Linked DNA regions of Homo sapiens: region 2 is linked to region 1. A link is an interaction called in ENCODE POLR2A ChIA-PET data of the cell type or tissue named here. Cell type or tissue: OCI-LY7. All regions are shown on one strand. Links, peaks and the distances in the headings refer to the core of each region. The heading gives the core; the rest is flanking DNA.

Region 1 (15,422 bases), core at 3,553-8,552:
CTACAACTTCAGGAGTGTCACAGACTTTGTGAAGGGCTTTGTGCCTTCGGGGCTAAACTCCTCTATGCTGGCACATCCCCAAACAAGGCTCTGAAATTGCAAACACTGCTCCTTTCTCCTGACAGGCATCTCTCTTGCCCTCTCCTCCCTGTGCTCTTCCTGGAACTTCAGAAGAGGGATGCAGTGCTGGACTTAAGCTCTGCAATCAGTGCAAATTCCAGTTTCCCCATCTAATGCATCTTTAAGCCTCAGTTTCCTTGCTTACAAAATGGCAATTGTAATAGTGCCTGTGTCACAGAGCTGCTGTGAGGGCTGAGGGGACAGTGCGTGTTGATGCATAGCACAGTGCCTGCACAGAGGAAACACACAATTGAAGTTTGCAATTGTCACTTCTATTCTTATGTTATCTGTTCCCTTGCTCTCCTCCTCCCACAGACATTGCAGTTTGCCATCGTTCCACTTTAAAAGAAGCTCCAGAAGGTACACTCAGCTCCAGAGAACTGGAGATAGCCCTGCATGCCATGACCTAGGTGTCAGGCAGGGGGCACTCTGCCCAAGTCAGACTTGGGACAGCAGGTGGCATATGCCAGACTTGGCCCTGAGAAGCTCTGATTGGGATTTATAAGGCCTATGATTACTAAAAAACAGAAAAATTCAAACTACCGAGTGAAAAATCAGTGGTACAGTAGATTCAAAAGCTTAATAAACAAAGGATCTTGGGGACAGGAAATAATACAAGGGATCCATGGAGGTATAACATTTGAGAATTCTGGTGTCCTTCACCTTTTTGTTTTCCTGCCTCCTTCCCTCCCTCTCTTCCTTTAAAGAACAAGCATGTATTGAGCAGTTATGTATGCAAGCCTTGTGCTAGGCACTGGAAATGAGAGATGAATAACCATGATTCCTGCCCTCTCGGAGCTCACAGACTAATGGAAGAGCCGATTTACAGAAAGAACACAGTGCAACAAGTTCCCCAACAGGGTAAGCACACGTGCTGAGGCTGTCTAACCCCGGAGCCTCAGACTCTTTGAGATGCAAAGGAATAAACAATAATTCCCAGAAAAGGTGACACTCAAATGGAGACCTGTCAATCATTTTTATTAGGCATTTTTGCTGGTTACAAAAGTAATAAATACTTTTTGCAGGAGATTTGGAAAGCACAAGGGTGTCAGAAAAAGAAAACGTCAATCATTATTTTACCATTAGAGGCAACCACTAATACATTCTGAAGCATTTCTCTTTCCATCTATGTACTTAACATCAATGAGTTCATCATGTCTATACATTTGATAGGCTCCCCAGTTTACTTAACATTGAAACATAAGCACTTTTCCATCAAGCTCAGTCCAAATGAGTGACCCCTGGATCTTTGATCTGGGGGACCAAGTCCAGGAGCCTGGAAGCCAGGGCTGGCCCAGAGGAGATATGACAAGCTGGGTTTTGGTGAGCAGGTTGAGTTGGCAGTGCTGTGGAGCATTCCACCCGGGGAGGAACACTGAAGATGCTGGAGAGCTGGGTGTGGCACTCAGGAGACAATTCAGGCCTAGAGGGTCCTCAGGTGGTGGTTGACGCCATGGGGATGGATGAGATCCCTCAGGGAGGGTGTGCAGGGTGAGAAGAGAGATGACTAGGGTAAGGTCCCTGCCCTCTAGAAGCTCACAGTCTAGTTGTGTTCATGTGCAAGTCATTTACCCCCAGCTAGATTGTAAGCTCCTTGAGGGCAGTTACCATTTCACACACAGCAGTCCCTCGCCAACCATGGGGGTTAGGTTTCTGAAAACCCCTGGGGCAGGAGAAGTCAGGCTTCAGGAATTTAGGACCTTATTGGGGAAAAAATAGGGTTAGGGGAATGAAGTCACCAGTGAACTTGTAAAATTATTATATTTTTACATAATGAGAAATGACAATGACAACATATTCAAAACACTGAATATCAGTGACACAAATTATCAACATATTCTTCAATTAACAACATTTTACAACTTATTTTCATGTACCATCTATCCCTTTAGTAGAGCTTGCCCCTTCACAGCTACAACAATATGCTTGTAAATTCACTTTTGCATTGCTGGAAAAAATACACTTGCTAAGAGTCCTTTTCTTATGTGTGGTTTCCCATCCAATTATTCAATGCATTTTGGTTTTTATAACTCCAGGCTACTGACACCTGTCTCTTGGTCCCACCCACAAGTGCAAGCACACACCTACATCCTAACAGGTAGGAGTGTGTTTCTGAGGTCTGATCCACCCCCTCCCACTCTCCTCTCTTCCCCAATTTTACTACAAACACCTCTCCTCTGCAGCCATTTCACCTACTTCCCTCTTCCCCAACCTCTGGGCAGATTTCATCAGTTCCCCCATAGGAATGAGCAAAGACTCCTGACCTTGGGATTCTCCAAGGCTTCTGACAAAGTATGCAAACATGAAGTTGTCAATATTAGAATTTGGTGTCTTTCTTTGGTAGACACTAGCATATCATTCACTCACTAGCTCATAGTAGGTACTCAATAAATTCTTGTTGAACTGAGCAATTTCCAAAGTAAAGGATGTGGACTTTTTTTTCTCTTTCCCCATTCACTGCTCCAAATGAATATTAAACCTTCACACAACATAAATATTGAAATATTTGTAGGCACATTTTATTTTCCCTTCTGGCAGGTCATGATGACAAGAGGCAGCTAATAGATGCAATCTATCTGCATTCACGAAGGCAGTTTTGAGTTCCACATGACATGCTGTCAATAGAGTCAAAAGATATGGCCCTTTAGTGAAGGAATTCTCCATATTTTCCAGCTCAGACCACTTGGATAAAGGAAAACACCTACTAACCAACGATTCTCCCATGCACATTTATGACAAAAAGGTTGTCGCCATGACTAAATGGGAGGACTAGCACTGTTTTTCATGAGATATCAACAAAACCATGTCTTTTAAATGAAACAATAATCAGTTACATTTATACAGCACTTTACATTTTACAAATGCTTTCAGGTACATTTTTATCTCACTTTTTCTTCACAGCAACTCTGCGAGGTAGTCAGAGAAGGCACTGATAGTTCCATTTTGCAGATGAAGAAACTGAGGCTTACTCTAAGGAAGGGACCAAAAGGGGCAACTCACTAGTCAAATTTGATACCCTTTCCATCTCCCATCACTGTTCTGTTGCCAGTTGGGTTACAATGAAAAACACAAAACTAAATTGCAATGCTGTTCCACTGTCATGTAATTGCCAGTGCCCAAGAGGTAGCCCACCCCTCGACACTCACATTCTCCCATTCCTCCCACCCCCAGTTGTCTTCCCTCAACCACTATCCACTCCACAAGTCAGTACCCAGACTGGCACATGAAGAATCTGAGTCAGTACCAGAAATGGCATTCAGCACTTCATGCATAGAAGCAAAGCTATGAGGCCAAAAAATCCGGGGGGTTGAGGGGGGTGGTGGGGGTGGTTCACCAGTCTTATCTCATTTAATCCTCTGCAAAATACTCACAATGATCACCCTTTCAAAGATGCAGAAACTGAGGCTCATCATGTGTATTAGCTTGGCCATGGTCACATGCCCAGAGAATGACAGTCAGCATTTGAACCCAGCTTCAGTTCCTGGACAGCAGGGCAGTCCCAAGAAAGCACTTCACTGGCTCAGAGCCACATGTGTTCCATTTCAGCCTCCCAGCTCAGAAGGACCTTGACCCTCCGCTGAAGCTGCTGCCCTCATGGCAAAGCTTCTTACAAAGGGTCCTCATCTGGACTAAAGCTGGATCACCTGACATAATAATTAAGCCCCAAACAGCCCCAAATCCTTTGTGGAAAAGAAAATCTGCTTTTTAAATGAATTCACACAGACATTTTGGTTTCAATTGCAAAGAACCTAAAATTTCCAAACAAGGAAGTGGGGATTCAGTCCACTTATTCATTTCACAGGATCTTTAACCAAATGGCAAAGGGGAAAAAGCTCAATGAGCACAACTAAGAAAACATAAGGGTTAAATTTTATGTGTGGCTGCAGAGAAATTTAAAAGCCAAGTTGCAGAGAGAGAAAGTAGACTAGAGGCTGCCAGGGGATTGGGGAAGGGGAAATGGGGAGTGACTGCTGAATAGGTACAGTTTCCTTTTGCTGTGATGCAATGTCTTGGACCTACATAGAGGCGATGGTTGCACAACACTGTGAATGTTTTAAACACCACTAAATTGTACACTTTAGAATGACTAGTGGTTAACTTTATGTTCTGTGAATTTTACCTCATTTTTTTTAGAAAAAGACAATAAAAAGAATGTTGCGTGTGCTGAGCAAGGAGTCTGACAGATAAAAGATGCCTCAGGAAGTGTTTATATGCACAAATGATTGGAACATACCCACCTGCTCAACATTAAGATAAGAGTTAGTTATGAAATCCCAAGACAAAATACTGTATATCTATTCAAAATGATATATATGGGGAATTGTAGAGCCGTAGAGAAATGTTTATGGTACAATAGAAGACAGCGGGGGGTGGGGGAATAGTAGACAAAATAGTAGACAAAGAGGACCAGATGAAGCTTGTCCTCTTGTTCCTGAACCTGTGGATATGGAAACTCCTAGCACAGGGAGTGTGCAGCACCAGAGAAGACTGTGTGCACATGTGCATTTGTTGACTTATGTCACTCTGCATGCCTGCGTGTGTTTATGCAACAGGCAGAGGGGAGGAACTTCAGAATTACATTTTTTACAGCTTGACTCTTTGGTTTAGTAAATTGTTATGCCTTTCAAATTCACTAGTAGTAATAATGAGGAAAACAATAACAACAATAACATTATTATTATTATTAACATTATTATTATGCAGGTACTATTTCTTCCGAGGCTTATGAGCTAGGCACCCTCATAAGTGTCTCTCATGCATCATCTCACTTACTGCTCACAGCAACCCATGAGAAAGGAACTCTTCCCAATTTTCAGTGGGGGAAACTGAGGATCACAAAGTTAAGGACTTCTCCAAGGTCTCACATTAGTCAAGACAGAAACAGGATTTTAATTAGGTCTGATTGATGCTCGTCATTTGACAGGAAAGGGAGAGCATAGTCAACATTTAGAATTGTAGAAGAAGGCTTAGAATGTAAAAAAAAAAAAAAAAGACATTTTTTGAAAGACACATAATCACTTTAGCTAGAAATAACAACCAGTAACACTCTAACATGTTTACTTGTAATTGTTTCTATGTCTTTTACATAGTTGAAATAAAGCTATAGATGCAATTTTGTCTACTATTCCCCCCACCTTCCATTGTACCATAAACGTTTCTCTACATCTCTACAGTTCCCCATATATATCATTTTGAATAGATATACAATATTTTGTCCAGGGATTTCATAACTAACTCTTATCTTAATGTGGAGCAGGTAGGTGTGTTCCAATGATTTACGCATATAAAAATGATGTGGTAAACATTTTTGTCCATCTAATTTCTCTGAATGCATTGTGATTTCAAAAAAAAAAAAAAAAAAAAAAAACAACTAGCTCCTAGATGTGCTCTTAACTGCATGTCCTTATCTGGAACTCCGGATGGGCGAGAACCCCATCTATGGAGGTGTCTACAAATGCACACATCTGGCCCTGCCCCAGAGCTGGGACCAGAATCTCTACGGTGATCTCCAGGTTGGAGTGGGGGCTCACTTTGATGGTTCCAGCCTTAACCACCGCACCAGGGCTGATGTTTCTTGGCCTGACTGTGCAGACATACAATCTTGACCAAAGACAAGGTTCTGTTCTCCCTACACTGTAGCACCCGAGACTTGCTGACAGTCATTGTGGCATGAGGCTCCTTCCATCTTTTGGATTTCTGCCACACCCCCAGCCTATCTGCTCTATTATTAACCTAGTGCAATTTTTCTTCACATTCAACTGACTCTTTGTTTCTGGAATCAATTTATTTTAAAAGGAAAATGTATCTCATTATCTTAAGTGAAAAAAACACCATCTTTTCATGAATAGAAAACAAAAAGGTTAAAAAATGAATATGATGAACAAAACAAGGTGAATACTGTTGCCTCCTCATCCAAACTCAGGTCTCTGTTAAACAGGGAGATGAACAAGCATTGGCGAGGTATTAAATACCTACCAGTGCCAAAATCAGGCTTTCTCCTCCACTAAATCAGAAAGATTAAAGAGGAAGTGAAACAAGACTTTCTCACCATGTGATCCAATGTTACTTAACACCGTGCTTAGGTAACACACGCAACCATTTGGTCCCAGTCCCCCGTGGAAAACACCTATCTAGTCCAGCCTTCTCCATTTACACAGGAATAAAAGAACCCAAGAGTTAAGCGTCAGGCCTTTGTCACATCTAAGCCTGGCAGCAAAGCAGAATGGAGAATCTAGGTCTCCTGGCTCCTAAGTCTTATTTGATAATTCTTTAAAAACTGTATTTTTAAAAAAATATGGGCAGCAGAGTATACAGGGAGAGAAATATATATTTACTCTGATCTTTCCTTATCAGATCCCAAAGCATATTATGATAGAAGAGGTTAAGGAAACAAAGCATATCTGTATCAAAAGGAAAGCAAAAAAATTTGATCATCAAGTAATTATTGACAATCTACTTCTGTGCCAGGCTCTATGCTCTGTGCTGGGCCCATCAACAGAGAACAAGAGACAGTTTCCTGCCCCTGACCCCCAACCTGTCAGTGTATGGGGCCAATATTTGGACTAGAAGTGGCCTGTGTGGACTGATCATTCACTCAATTCATTGCTCCACGAATATGTATGAGTACCTAACTATGTGTCAGATTTCCATAAATAATTTTTATGGGAATATTGATGGTCTCTTCCAGACAGTTACTCTGATCATTCTACTTACTGCTAAGAGTCAAACATAAGAATGGCAGGATTTAAAAGTTAGGTCAGTTATAGAAAACTGTTTTATAAAACTGATGCTGGACGTCTTAATGAGGGATATAATTTAAAAGCATTAAACAGTTTAGAAACTGTTACTAATAATAGCTAACAAGCAAACCAATCATGTAATTAGTAATAATCAGCTAACATTTGTTAGATATTTATGATATGCTTGATATCGTGCTAAGCACTTTCGCAGATCCTGACTCAATACTCACAAGAATCCTGCTCATCTGCAATACACAGACTTGGAACCAAGGCTTACAGAGGTTAAGTAACTTTCCCAAGATCCTGCTGCTAATAAGTAGCGAGACCTAGATATAAATCAGGATAGGTGACAGAAAGTTAAAACCTCCCAAAATGTAAAAGACATGCTTTCTAGAAGAAAAATATACATTTGTTGAAATTTGTATCACTTTAATTACATTCACAAAGAAGAGGGGAAAATTTTAACCTCCTTCAAAGTTCATCTACTAGTTGAACTCTTTATCAGTAGTTAACAAATGGGTGAAGATAGTGTTTCCCAAACTTTTCTGTGCTAAGAATCACCTGGAGGGCTGGTTAACAGGAATTGCTGGGCCTCATCCCCAGGGTTTCTCATTCAGTAGTTCTAGGGTGGAACCTGAAGATTTGCATTTTTTCTTTTTCTTTTTCTTTTTTTTTTTTTTAAGAGAGTCTTGCTCTGTCTCACAGGCTGGGGTGCAGGAGCATGATCTTGGCTCACTGCAACTTCTGTCTCCCAGGTTCAAGTGATTCTTCTGCCTCAGCCTCCCAAGTAGCTGGGATTACAGGCACCGGTCACCACGCCCAGCTAATTTTTGTATTTTTAGTACAGACATGGTTTCATCATTTTGGCCAGGCTGGTATCGAACTCCTGACCTCAAGTGATCTGCCCACCTTGGCCTTCCAAAGTGCCAGGATTACAGGTGTAAGCCACCATGCTGGGCCAACCACTGCGCCCAGCCATCTTTCCTTTTCTTTTCCTTTTGGTTAAAATCCTAGAGAAAAACTTAGGAAAAACTCTACTGGATGCTGGCCAAGATTTGCATTTCTAACAAGCTCCCAGGTGAAGCTGATGCTGCTGGTCCGGAGACCACACTTAGAGAAACGCCAGGTTATGAGTTCGTGGGCTTTAGAATTAGACAGACTTGGGTCGGAACCTTGATTTTTCCATTTGCTTTATGTGCAAGTCACAGAGGCAGAGCTACTTATCTAAAAAAGAGAATATCACTATTGAATAAAATCGTTTTGAGGATTACATTAAACAAGAATATGTAACCTCTGTAATAATCTCCCAAATACCTGGCATATACAGGTATTCAACACACTGGCTTTGTTAATATTATTGACAAACAATCCACTAGGAAAAATGTCTAATAACTTTTCCACTACATGCTTTATTGGAGATGGAAAGGAAGAAAATTGCATTTTGGGGGATTGTGATATTTCCTCCCAATAAGTTTGTCTTTTTTATGCATAAAGATGTTAGAAAATGGTGGCTGATGAAAAAGGAAGGCATATGCAGTGGAAACCCATCAAAGCCAAATGCCAGGAGTTGAGAAGGGCAGCTCTTTTCCCAGCACCCATCAGGTGGTACAGAAGGACTTGTAGGCAAAATTAGAGGTGCTTGATGGGATCTGGGCTCAGTGGAAGCTCATAGCAGAATTAATAATTATCACATAACAATATAATTGCATGGCCTTTTTAAGGCACTTTACTGTTGAATGGAATAAATAAGAAGTATTAAGTTCTCCTTTTGGTCTTCCTTTGCCTGAATTATAAAGTGTTGTCTATGAGGGATATTTTGTGTGTGTGTGTGTGTGTGTGTGTGTGTGTGTGTGTGTGTGCGCGCGCGCGCGTGCGTGCACGCGCACGCACATGCGTGAGAGTTAGTGGTTTTAGAATAAGCTGTAGAGATAAATTTTGTTGTGAGCTTCTCTTCCAGAAAAAAAAAAAAAGATTATACTAAGGAATAGAAATTGGCATTGGAGCTAAAAATAGCTGTGTGGTAGAGTGGTGGGAACACTTGGGCACATTTTAGAGCTGTTTAGGAGTGTTTAAAGCATTTAAAGGTAGATTCTGGGGCATAGAGCAGGACTGAAATCATCTGATGAGGCATACATTTCTAAGGCTATTCACAGGTTCATAAGAGTGAGGCATATTTGTGTGACCCAGTGGAGAAGGGTTAAAATGGAATGAGGGGCGGCAGGAATCCAGCGTGGCTAGGGAATTTCACCAGCTGCGCCTTTGCTGATGCACTTTAACTCTTGGAGCTGCAGGTTCCCATGAAGGAGGGTGGAAGAATAGCCCCCCCGGAACCATTCTGGCTGCTCCATAGCTGCCCCCTCTAGTCCAGGTCTCAGCTCAAATGCAGTCTGCCTGACCACGCACACCAGCTGTAGCAGACACTACGGATGCCCTCAACCCACCTGCAGCCTCCATAGACTGCTTCCACTCCATAAATGCTTCCTAACTCAAGTCAGACACATATTTCTCTGCTTTGGGACTCTCTGGAGGTGGAGGCTCCACAACCAATGAGGAACATCTGTAGGTGGATACATACCCCAGCTTTCTTGGCCCCTGATGGAACAATAGTCCAGCAAATGTGTCAGTGTCCCTCTGAGGGTCCCAGCAGGAATGAGCTCTAGTTGCCCACAGTGGTAACCTAATCATTAAATTACCCTCTGTTTACAGGGGTATCCAATCTTTTGGCTTCCTTGAGCCACACTGGAAGAAGAACTGTCTTGGGCCACACATAAAATACACTAAAATGATAGCTGATGATCTAGAAAAAAAATAGCAAAAAAACCCATAGTTTTTAAAAAGTTTACGAATTTGTGTTGGGCCGCATTCAAAACCATTCTGGGCTTCATGGAGCCTGCAGGCTGCGGGTTGGACAAGCTTGCTCTATTAGCTTCCCTTCCTTTCCCATTTCACTTCCTTACTTTCTCAGCAGGCTTCCTGGAATCACCTTGCAAATTGTTACCTACACTCAAATCCTTTTCTCAGGGCTTTAGGAAGAACCCAAACTAAGACAATATCTAAGGTCCCCAGCACCTCTCCAGTGCTCCATCATACCACACTGTTTAATTTCCTCTCTGATCACTTTCTGAACTTACTTGTTTCCTCTTCTCAGTTCTCCACAAGGGCAGAGAGACTGGTTCTACTGCATCCCCATCACCTAGAACTGTGCCTGACTGGGGCTCAATACATATTAACTGACTAAATGACCACTTTGAAATGGCTTCCTCCTACAATTGTTTCTATAAACAGGAATTACACTATTATCACTTGATATCAACTCCATCTTTTTCCCAGAATATAGTCCTGTCCTAACACATATGTATGAACAGGCAGAGAAGTGTATATGAAAAGAGTTTTGGAATTCAAAGAGCTGTGACTTTGGGCAATTTATTTGCCTTCTCTGACCTTTCCTGAGGCCATCTCAAAATTAGGAATAGTATTGCCTGCCTGATGGGTTTACAGTGAAGGCTAGGAGCTTAGGAGATGTGAAGTGCCTGGTACGTGGTAGGCATTTAATAAGTGTGAGTTTCTTGCTTGCCCGTTTCTTTCACTTACCTTCTCTCTAAACCTCCATAGTAAGTCCTGTACTCTACAGGGAGGGTTCTTTGAGAACCTTTCTCCATGTCGGGCCTACCTCTGTCCTTGTTAATCATCCCTGTGCCCCTCTACACACACATACACACACACACACATACAAACACACACTCAAGTGGATATGGTCACTCATTACAGGGCCAGCACCCATATTCTCTACTAGCTTGTACTTTCTGCTTCCATGTGGTAGATCCTGGCCCTTCTATCCAGGCTACTTGGCCATTTCACAGATAGGAAAAGTGAGGCTCAGAGAGGGTAAGTTTAAAGCTTCTGGGCTAGTAGGACACACAGACTGCCTGACTCCTGAACCCTTGATCTTCCCCAGGCCATGGTATTTTCATTAGGCTCCCTAGAAATCTAGAGGCCACAGTGGCTGTGACTGAGTATTGTCCTAAAAGCCTGCTGAGATGTGTAGCAATATAAACCCTTGTGCTAAATGGCTCTCCCCTTGCTTTTGTTTGATGATAACTAATACAATGCCCTAGGCACTATCCCACACAAACTCTTCCAGGGGGTATTATTAGCCCATTTTACAGTTGAGAAAACTGAGACTCAGAACATGATAGAAGCGATTTGCTCTCCAGCGTGAAGCAAGTAAGCAGTAGAAGCAAGAATCAGGACTAGGTCTGTAAAGCCTATGCTGCACTTAGGCTACACCACCCTCCTGGCCTTGCGCTGCAGCCTTCCTCTCTTCCCCCTTGTCATTTATTGCATCTTCTTGGTGCTCTTCTGCTACAGCCCTTCTCCCTCCAGTCTTTCTTTCCACCAAAAGCTGGAAAGAGGGACATCCAACAGATTGCAAGCTCCTTGAGGTTTTGGGGTTTTTGGTTTTTGGTTTCCTCTATCTCATCTCCAGGCACAGTTGTAAGCTCAGGAAGAATTTGTTCAATGGAAGTGATCAAAGCCTTAACAGAGTGGATGGGATGTTTCACTTCTCTTCCAACTCTAGAAGGCTACTCCTCTGATAGTCCTATTTCAGCTCTGTCAATGTGTGAAGACAAGTATTGGGCAGCAATTCAAACCACTGAACAACATTATTAAACATCAACAAATGCTCATCTTCAAGAGGAAATTCTATGGTAGTGGGAGCCGATATTCCTGACTCCAGCTTCACAAAGGAGTCTAGCAGAGCACTGATGCTTGGCTCAGCCACAACCACAGAGCTGCACTGGCTCAGCCTTCCTGTTAGAAGTCAGGCCCTGGTGGCCAGGCCTGGCATGGACTGGGTGCCACCACCAGGACAGCTCAGGAGCCCTCCCGAACACCCCAAGAGGACACAGCCTTCCCAGCTCTGCTAGCAAGTTAGCCGGTTGGTAAAGCCCAAGAGCATTCTCAAGAAGCATCCGCATCACTGAAAGCCTGCCACGTAAGGATAACCAACAGGCTGTGAGATGTCAGGCCCCAGGAATGGCAAAGATGGCCAGCTCCCTCATGATGGCCCAGCTGGGTGACAGACCCTCTGTTGTCTGTAAGCCCAGGACAGCCTTAGCGACAGCCCTCGTAAGACAGTTGGGGTCCACCAGTTACCAAGTGATTTCCCTGACTTTGGAACACCCAACCCCATTCCACACAGAGTGAGGTGGCTAACAGTAGACTCTAGAGCTGAATTATCTGGAATCAAGTCCCAGCTCCAACTTACTACCCATGTGACCTTGGATAAGTCACCTAACCTGTCTATGCTTTGGTTTCCTCACATACGAGGTAGGAAAAGTAACAGTCCTTACTTCCTAGGTTTGTAAGAAAATTAAATTCATTATTTATAAAGTGATTAAAACAGCACTATGGCATAAAAATACTTTATAAATATGTATCAAATAAATACTCATCCCATCTCCCAGTAACTTCCAACTACTAACCTCTTGGAAAACACTCCTGATTATCATGTTTTCGTGCATGCATCCATTCATTCATTTATTTTTTCTTCTCCTATCTGCTCCCATAACATTCTGTCTTACAACTCTGGATCACTGCAGCCTATTCCATGAGCATCTTCTTTGCACCACAGCCAGGCACTGTGTCAGTATTAAGAATGGAACTAGACAACACTCAGTCCAGAAAGGAAGGCAGACACAGATATGAGTCACTACATAACAAAGGCAAGGGCAGGTGCTAGAGGCACCCATGGTGGGTACCTTTGTGAAGCATTAGTTACAGCATGTCCTAATGATGTGGTAATAACTAAAGGCCATCAAATCAGGCTACTGCAAATAAAAACCTATTTATTTATGTCCACAAGGGCAGGTTCATTTTCAAAGGGCTGTAACCAAAAAATAGAATGAGAATCAGAAAATGAAGTCAGAGTAAAAACACACATTCTGGGCACCTTGTGTTCCAAATCTGCCCTCATTTCATCACATAGGATTCCCAAATCTCCCAGCAATTGTCCCCAGTTCCCAAGGTGTCTACAGGCTCACACTCCAGGCTGCGCACCACTCCTTTGGGAAAACTCCCTGCTTCCTAAGAAGCTGGCTGTGGACTGCAGGTTTCAGCTCCTTGGACTCCATAGCCTTTTCCAGCAAGAAGCTAGGCAGCTCTGCCTTTCCCTTTCCCCGCCTCCCTGGCACGCTCCATCCTGACACAGAGAGTCCAGCTCCTCCTACTGATTGGTCAGCAGACATGAGAGAGAAGACACAAGGTTCCCATGAGACCTTCACGGCCAGCCCCTAACAGCTGCCTCAGCTGGAGAGGGTTGTTTCACTCTAATTTGCAGATGATTCTAGCTCATGAAAACTGCTTATTAGGAATGTTGGTTCAACATACCAACCAAATGTAATGCATAAATCTTGTTTGTATCCTAGTTTAGGAGAAAAAAAAAGCCATAAAAACATTTTTGAACAATTGGGGCAATCTGAATATGGATTAGAAGTTAGATGATAACTGTAAATTATTATTACTTTTCTTAGGAATAAACATCATATTGTGGTTATGTAGAAGAATGTCCTTGCTTTTAGAAGTGGCATGCTAAAGTATGTAAAAAAGAATCATGTCTGCAAAAAAAAGGAGAAAAATATATATCTACACATATGCATGCACACACTGATAAGTCATAGACGGCAAATATTTTAAGAAAAAGAAAGATCAATTCCTTGTGGCTCTGCATGGAGCTTATTCATGTACCCTATATTAAGAACAGAAAAAAAAAGAGTAACAGAAACACAAGATACGTATAATTTATCTCTATACCTCAAAATTCAACTTGACTTTGCTCTCAAAGGGAGACAGATCCCTTGGTCCTGCCCTGCAACTCCACTCACACACACATGAACACATATACACACATGTGTACACACACACACACACACACACACACGCACACAAACATGCACATGCACGCACTGGAAAAGCACTTCCTTCAAAGTCAAAGCCCTAAGAGACATCCCAGAATAGCTGGCCTGGAATAGTAAAAAGAGCTTTCGACTCTGCACTGGAAGACCTGGATTCAACCTCTGCTGCACAGTAGCTGGTGATCTTGAGAAGCCACTGAACTAACCTGAGTCTCACTTTCCACACTGTGACAAGGGACTGTAATCATCCTGCCTCCCAATCCCAGAGTATTGGTCCAAGGACCAGAAGAAAGAGTGGCTATAGAGATGCCATCTGAATATGCCTTATTACTGCCTATGCTGACAAGTAAAACATGCCAACTCAAACTCGAGAAGGGTATCAACCTGCTGCCGAAAGCTTCTTCTGTGCCAGTCTTCTGGAATTGGGCCTCTAAGAGTGGACTGTTCCAAGTTGCTGGCCACTGGAAACAGATGTAACTCTTTGAGCCCTATATGTTATGGCAGAAGCAAAAAAAACACAACTTGCTTTTTCATTTTTTTAAAACAGTAATTCCCAAAGCTGTCTTATATAAATGGATCTGAAACACAGATCACAGAGAGAGGGGCTGAGCAGAGACATGGAACCCAACCAAGCAGCCCTGCCTGAATCATGGGCAAAAAATGTCAAAACCTTGGCCGGGTGCCTCCTGAGCTCCTTGAACCTAAAACTCGGGCAGAAAACCTCATTCATTCAGAATCCATTAATTCTGATCATTTAGACACGGCCTCAGCTGACCTTGCCACCGTTCTATCTGTGGAAAGCGGCCTGGCTTAGGGGAGAGGCCTCGTGGTGCAGGGGCAAGCATGCTGACTGGGGCCAGGAGGCCGGTTCCCTCTTCACCCCACCACTTTGCAGCCCTGGACAAGGCACCTTTCTTCCTCAGCCTCTGTTTCCATGTCTGTAAGATGACAGGGTTGCATTAAGACTGTCTCTCTCTTGTCCGATTCTAAGATTCTATGATTAGTCACTTCCTTTGGGAAGTCCTTCCAATCCTCAAAGAATGTCTGCTGAACAGAACTGGGATCTGTGAAATTAAAGCATGTTTAATCAACCAAAAAGAACAAACTGTTTCAGAGCACTTTGGAAGCACTCATGTCTATGCCCCCAAGGAAGTAAAGTGCATTTTGGTTTTCACCCAGGTTGACTCACGTGAATTTTCATTCGTTTACAGGTGGTTTAGGGTATTTAAGTATTCCGCATACCTGAAAATAATAAATAATGCTATCATTATAGACAAGCATTTGGGTCATCCACTATAGGTCAGACTCGGTGCTCAGGGCTTTATGTATATTAACTCCTTCAAAGGCCCCAGGAATGATGTGATGTAGGTTTACCATCTCCACTTTCATATGGAAAAGCTGCAGCTCAGAGAGCTTAAGTAGCTTGCCCAAGGTGACAGTGAGTGCTGGGGCTGGGAGTCAAACTCCACTCACTGTGGTGGCATCTGAAGAGAACTCATCATCTTGTAAACAAACTCCAGCATGAGGATGTGATTTGTCTTTCCTTGTACTGAACATTAACTTAAACATACTTTATTGAGCTATATTTGATATACAATAAACTGTACATGTTTAAATTGCACAACCTGATGAGTTTTGATATCAGTAT
Region 2 (15,422 bases), core at 5,674-10,673, 1.0 Mb after region 1:
CATTACGTGTCAGATGTCTTGAAATTTGGGCCAATAAGAGGGGGCATCAAGCCCTGAAGCATACCTTCTCAGAACTTGAGCAAGATATAGTTTTTTACATAATAGGTGCTGTGGTCCTAAAATGCCCATTCAAAAATTATCCGATCAAAGTGGTGAGCTCTAGAGACACGGATGGACCACAGGAAAAGACAAACAATGCATCTATAGAGACCAAATTTCATCTAGAATGTCAGGGAGGTAAAGCTGACGGAGGAGGGCAGTGCCAAGCCTTTTTCTGTGGACAATCTAGCCTCCTGACTGAGGGAAATGTGGAGGGGAGGCACAGCCACCGTTAAGATGGCAGCTTACCAGGTTGTTCAGGGAGTTGGTTTATGTATGAGGTGAATACTTGCATATGGTCTAGAGTTTGTTGTTGTTGTTTTGAGTCACTTTTGGCCTATAGGACTCCTCCTTGCAGACAAGTGTAGGTATAAACACTACGATTCTCCGGAACTTAGGAGCATTGATGTATGTCTGAGAAACAGATGGTTTTACTCTCAGTCCCTTTGCTAGCACACTTTAGGCTTCACGGACATAAGGAATGAGTGCCCAGCACTAGAGCCACACCCGATACTTAACTGGTATTGAACAAGCATTTGTAAAACTAAACTGAAAACAAATAACAGAACTCTGCCATTTTAACTGAGAATCCTCAGTGATGAAACTGTGAGTTGGCAGTGACTATCAATTATACCTTTTTGGAAAGTTAATACTTATTAGCATTAAACTGGCCCATCATGAGTACTTAATTTACATATTAATGACTGAATAAGGACACTTTGGAAATGCTTAGACATTGTTTTACTCTGATTTCATTTTAACTTTGTTGGATCCTTTCACACTGTACTAAGAATGTCTTTTTTTCTCTTATTTAAATGATTTTTATCATGAGCAAGGTAAACAGAATCAGTGGACTCTAAGCACTAACTGCTTAGCCAAGAGTTATGAAAATGACCAGAGCATATATACACTTGTTAGTGATGGGGTGAGTAGTTACTCTGAACCTACTACTTGCTGATATAATCTCATTTATTCCTCAAAACAACCTTGCATTGTCAGGCTTATTTATCTATCTTAAAAACTGAAAAACTCAGATGCCGAGTGGCTTGTTTGAGCTCACGTAGTTAGTAAACGGCAGTGTTGAGAATGCTTGGATCACTGAATTCAAAGCTGAGTTCCATACAGGTTAGTGCTTTCCACAGTGAGTTACCTATAAAACGATAGCTACATTTGAATTAATTAAAATGTGGGATGAAGTCAGAAAATAAATATAAAAAGTGTAGCAATTACGTTCATTCCTCATGGGTCATTTCCCAAAGAAGAAAATGTCATGAAATTATTTTAAAGCAGAGATCAATAAAATAAGACATCGAAAAAGAAATACTCTTCTGAGATTTTATGTTGCAATCACATTAACATTCTCCCATGAAGAGGAATAAGGAAGATAACAGCTATATCTATTTAAGATATCTATATATTTTTTAGATATAGGTATCTATATCTATATCTAAAAAATTATGTAGTATCCACAAATAATGAAATTGCTTAATAAATCTCCACATTTAATTATCTTTCTACATTGTAGTCAATTTTCATCTTTGAACTATATTTCATGAAGCATATAAACATTCGACTTCATCTGAAAGGTCTCTTAAATTAAGCACCAATATCTTGACTCTCTCTGAAGACTTAAATACCACAATTTAAAAAGAGAAATACACTAATACGAAATAGACTTTCTTTGCATAGTCAATGAATCATGCTGGAAAAGTAAACAATGCATTTTGATACTTTTTACCTCAAATATGACTTCAGTCATGGCAGTGACAGGATAGACAGGACATTTCAGTACAATTCCAGATGAGCAGCACCACCCCTTTCCAAATATTCACCTCTAATAGTCATTTTTATTATCCAATCTGACAGCACAGGCCCACGAAGTTCTGAAATTTCTTATTCACAGCTAGTTTAATCTGACCTTTGATATAACTGAATGAGCTGTATAACAATATTGAACAACAAGAAAAATCAACCAAAAGCAAAGAGACCTAAAGTTTATTTAAACCGTATGTCTTTTCTGTTGATAAATGGTTTGTTTCCATATGGCCCTATTAATCATTTATTGATTCATGTAGAAAATATCTATTGAATGTCTAGGGCATTCAGACACTAGAAAAACAATAAAAACACAAGTTGCTTCCCTTCATTAAGCATACAGTTGTAATGGAAAAATAATTGTCAAATACTAATTTTTATCCTGATCATTTCTTCCCCTTTTCATCACCATCCTCAATGTAAGTGGTTAGCACATTCTGGGTTTATTACACATGCAGAAGCGTATCACCAGGCCAAAAAATGGCTATCCATGGGTTTCAAAACTTTTTTTTTCTTTTTTTTTCAGACAGAGTTTCACTCTTGTTGCCCAGGCTGGAATGCAATGGCATGATCTCTGCTCTCCGCAAGCTCCACCTCCCGGGTTCAAGGGATTCTCCTGTCTCAGCCTCCCAAGTAGCTGGGATTACAGGCACCTGCCACCATGCCCGGCTAATTTTGTATTTTTAGTAGAGACGGGGTTTCTCCATGTTGATCAGGCTGATCTCAAACTCCCGACCTCAGGTGATCCACCCGCCTCAACCTCCGAAATTGCTGGGATTACAGGCGTGAGCCACCGTGCCTGGCCAGGTTTCAAAACTTCTAAATCCCAGAGAGGAAGGCAAAGGCCTACCTCTTGCTGTCCCCACTCCTCCACCTGTAGAATCTGGCAAAACATCACTATCTTCTACCCAGAGCCTCCCTAACTAGTATTCCTGCCTCTATCCATGTTGCTTGAAAGTCCGTTCTCCATATGTGGGTAATCCTTATAAAGTTAAGCATATCATGTCACCCCTTTGTTCAAACCCCCTCAGTTTCTTCCCATCAACACGGAGTAAAATCCAAAGAACGTGTAATGGCTGACAAGGCCCTCTACATTCTCCCTCTTCCCTCTCTGAGCTCATATGCATTTCTTCACTGCCTCTGGGTTACTGAAAGGTTACAATATGACAAGCCATCTTCAGAAAGAAGTAAAGATCAGGGAGGAAACACCTTTCTCTGGGGCCATATTCTGTAAAACACGTTATTCTTTAGTGGCTGATAAGCAATTTTAAGTATCTTAGCAAGAAACAAGACAGGAGGATCTTTTTAGCTTTTCCTAACTCTAATCTGTGAATACTGCCTCTGACAGACAAGGCAAAGAAAACTGGACTTTTAGGATGAGAATGTATTCCTTGATTTAGAGATTAAAGTTTAGGCTCTGTATAGACTGTTCCCAACCCATGTTTTTTATATGTTATTTGTGAAATATGCTTTTCTTCTTAGTCCTAAGTAATAAAAGATAGTCCTAGTGTCATACTGGCCCTGACATGTTCTTTCCCAATTGCCATTCAAGCTACCCCAACATGTATTGGCTGATACTCACCATGTGTTAGGTAGAGTGCTAGACACTGGGTATAGAAGAATGAATCAGAGAAAACCTCCACCTCTAAGGGGCACATGCATTCTGCTGGCAGAGGTGGAGCCTTTGGCATCACCACTGCTTTGGTTACAAAGCATTGTGAAAATATCAAGGCCTAGAAATTAAACTTAAGCATGTGTACTCTTAAACAAGTCACTTGACTTCTCTTAGCTTTAGTTTCATCATTCACCAAAGGCTATGTGAGGATTTTATGATCAGTTTTACATAGCGATCCTAGTTTACTGGTTGCACATCATAAGTACTCAAGCAGAGGTAGCTATTTTTCAAATGGATGAGAAGTGTTTCATAGTATTTCTATGACTTCAGACTCCTATGCAGAGCCAGCCTACACATGGATAATTAACTCAGAAATGCTCAGTTTGGAAGCAAATTAAGGCTGAGGTAGGGCTATGGCAGTGGTGGGAGTCAGGAAGTAAACAGAAAGAGTACATGTCAATACAAATTCTAGATCAACTTTTGTGTTTTTGGAGAATGGCTTTATTTTCAACTTTTTAATGGTCTTTTAATATTTATGAAGGTTAGTAAGCAAATCAATTGATCTTAGCCATTATGACAGAGCCAAGTGATATGGTTTGGCTGTGTCCCCACACAAATCTCATCTTGAATTGTAGCTCCCATAATCCCCACATGTGGTGGGAAAGACTCGGTGGGAGGGAATGAAATCATGGGGGTGGGTTTTCCTGTGCTGTTCTCATGATGGTGAGTGGGTCTCAAGAGATCTGATGGTTTTATAAAGGGGAGTTCCCCTCCACAGGCTCTCTTGCCTGCCACCATGAAAGATGTTTCTTGCTTCCCCTTTGCCTTCCGCCATGATTGTGAGGCTTCCCCAGCCATGTGGAACTGTGAGTCCACTAAACCCCCTTTCCTGTATAAATTACGGTCTCAGGTATATCTGTATTAGCAGCATGATAAAAGACTAATATAGTACATTGGTACTGGGTAGCAGGGTGCCGCTATAAAGATACCCAAAAATGTGCAAGTGACTTTGGAAATGGGTAACAGGCAGAGGTTGGAACAATTTGGAGGGCTCAGAAAAAGACAGGAAAATGTGGGAAAGTTTGGAACTTCCTAGAGACTTGTTGAATGGTTTTGACCAAAATGCTGATAGTGATATGAACAATAAATTTCAGGCTGAGTTGGTATTAGAAAGAGATGAGGAACTTTTGGGGAACTGGAGTAAAAGTCACTGTTGCTATGCAAAGAGACTGGTGGCATTTTGCCCCTACCCTAGAGATCTGTGGAACTTTGAACTTGAAAGAGATAATTTAGGGTATCTAGTGGAAGACATTTCTAAGCAGCAAAGCATTCAAGAAGAAGCAGAGCATAAAAGTTTGGAAAATTTACAGACTGAGATGCAATAGAAAAGAAAACCTTATTTTCTGAGGAAAATTCAAGCAGGCTGCAGTAATTTGCATAATTAAAGAGGAGCCAAATGTTAATCACCAAGACAAAGGGGAAAATGTCTCCAGAGCATGCCAGAGACCATGGCAGCCCCTCCCTTTGCAGACCTGGAAGCCTAGGAGGAGAAAATGGTTTCCTGGGCCAGGTCCAGGCCCCACCCTGCTCTATGCAGCTTTGGGACATGGTGCCCTACATCCCAGTTGCTTCAGCTCCAGCCGTGGCTAAGAGTCCAACATACAGCTCAGGCTGTTTCTTCAGAGGGTGTAAGCCTCAAGCCTTGGCAGTTTACACATGGTGTTGGGTCTGTGAGTTTACAGAAGTCAAGAACTGAGGTTTGGTAACCTCCACCTAGATTTCAGAGGATATATGGAAATGCCTGGATGTCCAGGCAGACGTTTGCTGCAGGGGTGGGGCCCTCATGGAGAACTTCTGCTAGGCCAGTGTGGAAGGCAAATGTGGGGTTGGAGCCCCCACACAGAGTCCCCACTGGAGTATTGTCTAATGGAGCTGTGAGAAGAGGGTCACCATCCTGAAGACCCCAGAATTGTAGATCCACCAATAGCTTACACCATGAACATGGAAAAGCCATAGACACTCAACACCAGACTGTGAAAGCAGCCAGGAAGGGGGCTGTACCCTGCAAAGCCACAGGGGCAGAGCTGCTCAAGACCATGGGAGCCTAACTCTTGCATCAGCATGACATGGATATGAGACATGGAGTCAAAGGAGATCATTTTGGAACTTTAAGATTTAATGATTGCCCTACTGGATTTTGGACTTGCATGGGGCCTGTAGCCCTTTGTATTGGCCAATTTCTTCTATTTGGAATAGATGTATTTGCCTAATGCCTGTACCACCATTGTATCTAGGAAGTAACTGACTTGCTTTTGATTTTGCAGGCTGATAGGCAGAAGGGACTTGTCTTGTGTCAGAAGACACCCTGGACTTGGATTTCTGAGTTAATGCAGGAGTGAGTTAAGACTGGGGGACTGTTGGGATGGCATAATTGGTTTTGAAAGTGAGGACATGAGATTTGGGAGGGGCCATGGGTGAAATGATATGGTTTGGCTCTGTGTCCCCACCCAAATCTTATCTTGAATTGTACCTCTCATAATTCCCATGTGTCATGGGAGGGACTGGGTGGGAGGTAATTGAATCATGGAGGCAGGTTTCCCCATGCTGTTATCATGACATTGAGTAAATCTCCCAACATCTCAAGGTTATATAAAGGGGAGTTCCCCTGCACACACTCTCTTGCCTGCCACTATGTAAGATATTTCTTGCTTCCCCTTTGCCTTCCTCCATGATTGTGAGGCCTCTGCTGTCATATGGAACTGTGAGTCAATTAAACCTCTTTCCTTTACAAATTACTCAGTTGCAGGTATGTCTTTATTAGCAGTGTCAGAACAGACTAATACTCCAAGTGTCAAGTCAACCATTTTAAAATCCAACCACTCTTTGTATACAAACACAATACAGGTAGCATATCCCTCTGCTTCTAGCTACTTTACTTGAATTTTATTGAGAAATATCCTTCAGTAAGAAAAGGAAGGAAAGTAAAATTATATGCACAACATATCTTGGTGCAATGGTGCTCTTTTCACTTGACATCAGACATATCTTGAGGCATGTGGGGTACCCACTCTTCTAGATTAGGTGTTTAGGTTTCTCTCCTTTCCAGTGCAGAGAACTTGGGGAAGAGGAAATTTTTTAGCTCCACGCCTAGGCGCAACTCTGAGTGCTTGGTGGCCACCCACTGAACACCCTCACCCAGAGAATTGGTGCTTGTACTTGCCATCAGGGGACCTGTTAAGCCAGCCTGCCCTGTCTGTCACACCCATCTTGGTTCTCCCCCTGGGACTGAGCAGGGAGCTCAGACCACTGTGCACTCTATGGATCTGCCCAATGCCTGAGGCAACAGGGAGCTTCTCCCAGTAAATAATGATCAGGTGTATACCCGTCCACATTGGCCACAGCCTACTCTTACCCATAACAACCTGGAGACTGAATGGTGCAACACGACAGGAAATCCGCTGATATAAGCACACAGCTCTGGGGAATGAGACAAACTTCCTGAGACCACTGACACTTCAGCCCCACAGGAGGCAATGAGCCTCCTCCCATGCCCAGTACATTGCTACTACAACCAGCATTTGGGAAAGCCACCACAAAAAGGCTATCTATAACCAAGGAACTTATACAGACTCTTTGACATTGAAAATGCCTAGAACTGGAGATCTAAACCTTGGCATGGTCCACCCCTAAGGGAAGGGGGAGCACAGCCCACAAAAGCCTCCCTTAGGTCAAAGGAAAACAAGCACAGAACCATGTGCTGAAGGCAGTACCACCAAAGCCCAGAAACAGATGTGGAGAGGGGTTCATCTCCCACCTCCCTACTCCCTGCCTCAGTGCAATGTTGCGGACTCGGCAATGGCTCTTCCTCTCAGGGTCTGAGGAGTGTGAAATGGAAAAGGTCACTTCCTGGGCTTCTAGAGCAGCTCCATCCCCACTGAAGGCAAATGTGCAGGGAGAAGGCCCTTTTCACACATCTCCTTTGCTTCTTCCCCCACCCCTAACCACTTTTATTCTTAAGTACCACCTTCTGGAATGCAGCCTGAATTACACCATCAAACAAAATTCCTACTACAAGCAACGTCTCAGAAAGCCACTGAATAAAACTATTTGCAACCAAGGAATACTTATAAAGCCTTACAGAGCATCCTGAAGCAAAGCCAATTGATTTTACAAAGTATGTTCAACAGTCATACTCCTAAGGAAAAAAATAATAAAATATGAAGCTGCATCCAAATGATAGCAAATTCAAAAAAAGACAGCTTTCTCATATGAGATGAAACCAGTGCAAGAACTCTGACAACACAGAAAGCCAGCGTGTTTCATCACCTCCAAAGGATCCCACTGTCTCCCAAGCAATAAATCCTAACCAGAATAAAATGTTCAAAATTACAGATGTAGAATTCAGAATGTGGATAGCAAAGAAACTCAACGAAATCCAAGAGAAAGTGGAAATCCAACATGAAGAAGCCAGCAAAATGATCCAAGATTTGAAAGACGACATAGCTATATTAAGAAAGAACCAAACAGAATTTCTGGAATTAAAAAACTTACTACAGGAATTTCAAAACACAATTGGAAGCCTTAACAACAGACTAGACCAAGAAAAAGAAAAATTTTAAAACTCAAAGACTAGTCCTTCAAATCAATGTAGTCAGATAAAAATAAAAATAAACAATTTAAATGAACAAAGCCTTTGAGAAATATGAGATTATGTAAAGCAGTTCAAATGTATGACTTATTGGCATGCCTGAGTCAGAAGGAGAGAAAGTAAGCAACTTGAAAAACATATTTGAGGATATAATTCTGAAAAATTTCCCCAATCTTGTTAAATAGGTCAACATGAAGAGATAGGAAATCAAGAGAACTCCTGCGAGATACTATACAAGAGGATCTTCCCCAAAGCATAGTCATCAGACTCTCCAAGGTCAACACAAAAGAAAAACATCTTATACGCAGCTAGAGAAAAGGGTCATATTACTTATAAAGAAAAACCTATCAGATGAGCAGTGGATCTCTTAGAAGAAACCTAAATGCCAGAAGAGACTGGGGGCTCGTTTTTAGCATTGTTAAAAAAAATGCCAGCCAAGAATTTTATATCTGACAAAAACTAAGCTTCATATATGAAAGAGAATTATAGTCTTTCCCAGAAAAACAATTGCTTAAGGAATTTGTCACTACCAGATTGGTCCTACAAGAGATGCTTAAAGGAGTTCTAAACATGGAAGTGAAGTAATGATACTTGCAAAAGGACATGCAATGCATAACCCATGGACCCTGTAAAGCAACTACACAATCAGGACTATAAAATAACCCACTAACACTAGGAATAAAACTTCACATATTAATATTAACCTTGAACATAAATGGCCTAAATGCCCCCACTTAAAAGATATAGAATGGGAAATTGTATAAAAAACAAGACCCATCCTACTCACTATAGGAGACCCATCTCACATGTAACATCACCTGTAAGCCCAAAGTAAGGGGATAGAGAAATATCCATTACACAAATGGAAAACAAAAAAGAGTAGGGGTCACTATTCTTGTATCAGATAAAATAGACCTTAAAATACAAGGTGTGGGCGGGGGGAGGGATAGCATTAGGAGATACACCTAATGCTAAATGACGAGTTAATGGGTGCAGCACACCAACATGGCACAAGTACACACATGTAACAAACCTGCACGTTGTGCACATGTACCCTAAAACTTAAAGTATAATAATAATAAAATTAAAAAAATAAATAAAATAAAATATAGGGAGGCATTACAGTGAAAAGATATTCATCATACCATTATAATGCCCAGCAACAGGAGAATAGTTAAATAAATTCTTGACTCTATTGTGAGGTCTTCAGCCTTTAAAAAACAACAACAACAACAACAAAAAATACGAAAACCACATTACACAATGATAAAGGGTTCATTTCAACAGGAAGATTTAACTAATCTAATTATACATGTAGCCAACATTGGAGCACTCAGATTATAAAGCAATTACTTCTAGAACTAAGGAAAGACTTTGAAAGCCACACAATAATACTGGTGGACTTCAACACTCCTCTGACAGCATTAGATAGAACATCAAGGCAGAAACAAACAAACAAACAAACAAAATTATAGACTTAAATTGACACTTGAACAATTGTATCTAACAGACGTCTACAGAATACTCCCTCCAACAACCAAAGAATATACATTCTTCTTACCTGCACACAAAACATACTTTAAGGTTGACCACACGCATGGTCTTAAAGCAAGTCTCAGCAAATTTTTTAAAAAATCAAAATCATAGCAAGCATTTTCTCAGGCCACAGTGGAATAAAAATATAAATCAATACCAAGAGAAAATTTCAGAATCACGAAAATACAGTGAAACTAAACAACTGACTCCTTAATGAGTTTTGGGCAAACAACAAAATTAAGGCAGAAATAGAAAAGCTCTTTGAAACAAGAGATAATAGAGACACAACATACCAGTACCTCTGGGATATGGCAAAAGCAGTGTTAATAAGCAAGTTTATAGCACTAAATGCCTACATCAAAAAGATACAAAGATCTCAAATTAACAATCTAGCCTTGCCCCTGAAAGAACCAGAAAACAAGAACCCCAAAGCCAGCAGAAGAAAAGAAATAACTAAAATAAGAGCATAAATAAATGAAATTAAAACTTCAAAAAATATATACAGGTCAATGAAAAGTTTTTTTAAAGGATAAACAAGATTGATAGATTACTAGCTAGATTAACGAAAAAAGAGAGAAGATCTAAATAATCAGAATTAACAAAGGCGACATCACAACTGATTCCACAGATTACAAAAGATCCTCAGAGACCGCTATGAACACCTCTATGTACACAAACTAGAAAATCCAGAGAAAATGGATAAATTCCTGGAAACACACAAACTCCTGATATTGAACGAGACAGAAATCCTGAACAGACCAATAAAGAGTAATAAAATTGAATTAGTAATAAACATCTACCAACCAAAAACAGTCCTGGATCAGGTGGATTCATAACCACATTCCACCAGAAATACAAAGAGAAGCTGGTACAATCATTCTGAAACTATCCCAAAACACTGAGGACAAGGGACTTCTCATTAACTCCTTTTCTGAGATAAGTACCTTCCTGACACCAAAATCCAGCAAAAATATACGAAAAAAAGAAAACTACAGGTCAGTATCCCTGATGAACATAGATGCAAAAGTCCTCAGCAAAATACCAGCAAACTGAATCCAGAGGTACATCAAAAAGTTAATTCAAAACAACCAAGTGAACTTTATTCCTGGGATGCAAGTATGGTTCAATGTATGCAAATCAATAAATGTGATTTGCCACATAAATAGAATTAATAACAAAATTATATGATCATCTCAATAGATGCAGAAAAAGAATTTTATTAAATCCAACATCCTTTTATGATAAAAACCCTCAAGAAACTAAGCATAGAAGAGATATTCCTCAAAATAACAAGAGCCATCTCTGTCAAATCCACAGCCAACGTCATACTGAACAGACAAAAGCTGGAAGCATTCCCTCTCAGAAGTGAAACAAGACAAAGATGTCCACTCTCACCACGCCTATTCAACGTAGTACTGGAAATCTCTTCATAGCCAGAGAAATCAGGCAAGAGAAACAAAGGCATCTAATTAAAAAAGAAGAAGTCAAATTATCTCTCCTTACTGGTGAAATGATTCAACACCTAGAAAATCCTAAAGATTCTGCCAACAGACTCCTAGACCTCATAAATGACTTCAGCAGGGTCCCAGGATGCAAAATCAATGTACAAAAATTAGTAGCATTTCTATATGTCAGTTACCTTCAAGTTGAGAACTCAATTAAGAGCACAATTTCATTTCCAATAGCCACAATAAATAAATAAATAAATAAATAAATAAATAAATAAATAAATAAATGCTTAGGAATATACTTAACCAAGAACATGAAAGATCTCTATGAGGAGAACTACCAAACACTGCTGAAAAAAAATGGCAGATGACAGAAACAAATGGAAAAGTATTTACTGCTCATGGTTTGGAAGAATCAGTATTATTAAAATGTTCCTACTACCCAAAGAAATCTACAAAATCAATGCTATCCTTATCAAATTATCAACATCATTTTTCACTGAATTAGGAAAAATTATTCTAAAATTAATACAGATTTACAAAAGAACCTCAATAGCCCAAACAATCCTAATCAAAAAGTACAAAGCTGGAGGTCAATTCAAACTATACTATAAGGCTACGGTGACGAAAACAGCATGGTACTGGTACAAAATCAGTCACACAGACCAATGGAATAGAATGGAGAACCCAGAAATAAAGCTGCACACCTATAGCGATCTGATCTTTGACAAAGTCAACAAAACTATGCAATGAGGAAAAAATCTTCTATTCAATAAATGGTGCTGGGAAAACTAGCTAAGCATACGCAGAAGAATGAAACTGGATCCCTACCTCTCACTGTATACAAAAACTCACTCAAGATGGACTAAAGGCTTAAATGTAAAACCTCAAACTGTAAAAATTCTAGAAGAAAACCTAAGAAATACTTTTCTAGACATTGGCCTAGGGAAATAATTTAAGACTAAGTCCCCAAAAGCACTTGAAACAAAATCAAAAATAGACAAATGGGACTAAATTAAAGTGTTTCTAAACAGCAGCGAAAGAAACTCTCAACAGAGCAAACCGACAATCCATAGAATAGGAGAAAATATTTGCAAACTATGCATCTGACAGAAGACTAATATAAAAAATCTACAAGAAACCTAAATCAGTCAACAAGAAAAAAAAACTTCATTAAAAAGTGGGCAAAGAGCATGAACAGACACTTCTTAATAGAAGACATACAAGTGGACAACAAACATGAAAAAAATGCTCAACATCACTAATCATCAGAGAGATGTAAATCAAAACCTCAGTAAGATATCATCTCACACCTATCAGAATGTCAATTATTAAAAAGTCAAACAATAACAGATATTGATGAGGTTGCAGAGAAAAGGAATGCTTATCCACTGCTCGTAAGAGTGCAAATTAGTTTAGCCCATGTGGGAAGCAATTTAGAGATTTCTCAAAGAACTAAAAATACAACTACCATTTGACCCAGCAATTCCATTATTGAGCACATCCCCTGCTGCCCAGCAAAAAAAAAAAAAAAAAAAAAAAGTCTACCAAAAAGACATACGCACTTGTATGTTCATTGCAGTACTATCTACAATAGCAAAGACATGGAGTCAACCTAGTGCCCAGCAGTAGTGGACTGCATTACAAAAATTGTGGTATATATATACCATGAAATATTACACAGCCATAAAAAAGAAAAAAGTCATGTCGTAGCAAAGGTGGGAAATGGCTGAAAAACATTCTGTTGGACACTATGTCCACTATCTGAGTGACAGAAACAATAGGAGTCCAAACCTTAGCATCACATTATATAACCTTATAACAAACCTGCACATGTACCCCTGAATCTAAAATAAAAATGGCAATTAAAAATATAAATTTCAAAATAAAATAAATCACATAAAATTATTTGCATAGCTTGTCATGTGTCCAATATGTACAAAGAACATTTTTCATAGTCTCCATTAATCCTCAAAACAACATTGTATAATGTCACAATTACAGATGAAGACTCAGGTACAAAGCAGTGAATATGTTGCCACAGGTCGCAGAGGTAAAATGGACCAGACCCAGGCGGTCAGGCGTTCTTTCTTTACGGAGAACTGCCACTTCTTAAGGCCAGACAGAGCTCAAGTCAGATGTTCTGCAGGAGATCCAACATCATTCTTATCACCTACTCTTCAGGAAACCACTTGACTTTCAACTTAGTTTCCTGAGTGAGTACTGTAGCAAAAAATAAACACTGGGAATTCTGGATTGGCCCTTAGTCTCCAAACAGCAGTACCTCCCAGTGAAAAGGCACAGTAGCACCCTGGAAGAGAGATAAGTCTGTTGCTTTAGGTGGTTGAGAGTTCTGGGAACTGATAACGTTCAAATTATCAGCATCTGCTAAGCTGATGATGTCACATAGGTACTTTCACACTTAAAACCCTGGTTTGAACAATTTAAACGGCTTTTCTCCTTACAAGACTTCAGAGCTTTTAATATGTTCAAGTGCACTTCACAAAGTTTTTTGTATTCTTTATCTGAAGAGATTAGCATTCCACTGAAGATATTTTAGAAGCAATTTTAATAATAATGATAATCAAAATGAAAGTAACAAAATAAGTTCTAGTCAGTTTTCTTATTCATTAGTAGTTATTATATATGATAATCAATGTGTATATTAAAATGTAATTATATATTTTATAAAATATATATACATATTCAAGTGTCAATATAAAGATGAGGACAGCAACACCCATAACAGTTACTTATTGAGCCTTATCTACTTGACAAAAACTGTGTTAACTCCTCATCCTCATGAAAATTTTGTGCTGAGTAGCATCAAATACTAAGAAACAATATTACTGATAGGAGCAAGGACTCTGAAGCTGAGCTCCTGCATTTAAACCCCAACTCTGTCTTTATCTAACCTTGCACAAGGTACTGGTCTCCCCATATTTCAATCTCTTCATCCATACAGTTGGTATAATAATGCTTACAGAAACTATATATATTCATCCCATTTTGCAAATGAGGAAACAGACAGAATAAAATTGTCATTAAATGGAGACAAGTGAGAGGCAACTGTCCTTCAAGAAAAAATCTGGATCTTAGAACCAGAAGGCCTAGAACTCAGCTTTGCCAAGCACTAGCTACATGGTCCTTGGCATACAAGGCTTCTAAGTTTCCCTTACAGGTAAAATCAAGTTGATACTTGCCCCCCCACCAGCACATACACACTATATGCCATAAGTGTGGATTAAGTGAGAGAATGAATTGGAAAGGACCCAGCACCAATATTCAGTAAATGTCTGTAGAATCTAAATGTGCCTTTTGTAACATTCTCTCCTTATTAAACTCCAATTGAGAAAATAGTGTATTAAGATAATAATGACAAAAACTGAGGCAGCAAGTGATTGTGTATGTCAAGCACATGTTTCTTTGTTTTCTTTTTCTTTACCCACCAGGAGACACAATCTTCTTTGAAACTGCAAATGCATAGCCACCCTATGAAGACTTCCTAAGAGAATTTCTTTGTTTGAATGGAACTTGCATGTACATGCTTTCCACATTTTACCTTTCTCCCATCCTACTTAACACATACTTTTTTGACTACCATTACTTCTCCTGCTCAATGTATTTTTCATTTCTGTATAGACTTGATTTAAAATTATTTTCATCTCTAGAGATGAGGGGATATTTTTCAATATAAAATAAAAATTAAACGGAGCTCGCTCATGCTTAAATATCTCCCCTGGTCTCAGACTCTACCACTCATCATTTATTAAGTAAAGATTTTGCAACCCGAACATGAAAGAGAAACAACTTTCTGCTCAGTTGCTCAAGACATCATAAATGATTGCTGTGATATCTGAGTACTACTGTTGGTTGTGAGTGCTGACCTCACAGTGAGACTCAAATTTGATTGGTGTCTTCACCTTATCACATTTCTTATTTCTCTTATTTCACTCTTTTATACTGAGTAGGAAGTAACAAACATTTGCCATAGTTGTCCATGAATCAGTATTTGGGCAACAAAATCACTATACAACCCTGCTTTAAAAACTGCTGCAAAATATTTGCTTTTTACATTTGCATTTAATTGCCAATGTTCTGATTTTAGTGGTTATAACTCTTCTATATCTGGCTCTCATTCCTCATTAGAAGGACCGTCTTGCACAATAGTAGAAATTTAGAATTCAATTAATACAGTCACACTCCACAAACAATGGTGATATGATCTGAGCAAATTGGCCCACATGCCAAGAATTAATGA

What was found. ChIA-PET counts read pairs that join two places held together with the same protein. Peaks named below come from ENCODE experiments on the same cell type or tissue, not always from the same donor. Only the 100,000 strongest peaks of a DNase experiment are listed, where the experiment ranks them.
Region 2: POLR2A ChIA-PET joins it to region 1 with 10 read pairs; 2 of 35 experiments call an interaction of 5 or more read pairs at or near these places.

The regions. Positions count from the first base shown.
Region 1 is chr11:79,400,384-79,415,805 of GRCh38, forward strand. All of the region lies in intron 1 of TENM4 (teneurin transmembrane protein 4), which reads right to left. MIR708 (microRNA 708) reads right to left here and starts at 1,726; the gene lies at 1,639-1,726. In OCI-LY7, for the core only: no CTCF peak of the experiment used is centred there; a DNase peak (open chromatin) is centred at 6,168.
Region 2 is chr11:80,399,370-80,414,791 of GRCh38, forward strand. No RefSeq gene overlaps it. Among named protein-coding and RNA genes, the nearest start is that of LINC02720, 360 kb to the right of the region's middle. In OCI-LY7, for the core only: no CTCF peak of the experiment used is centred there; no DNase peak of the experiment used is centred there.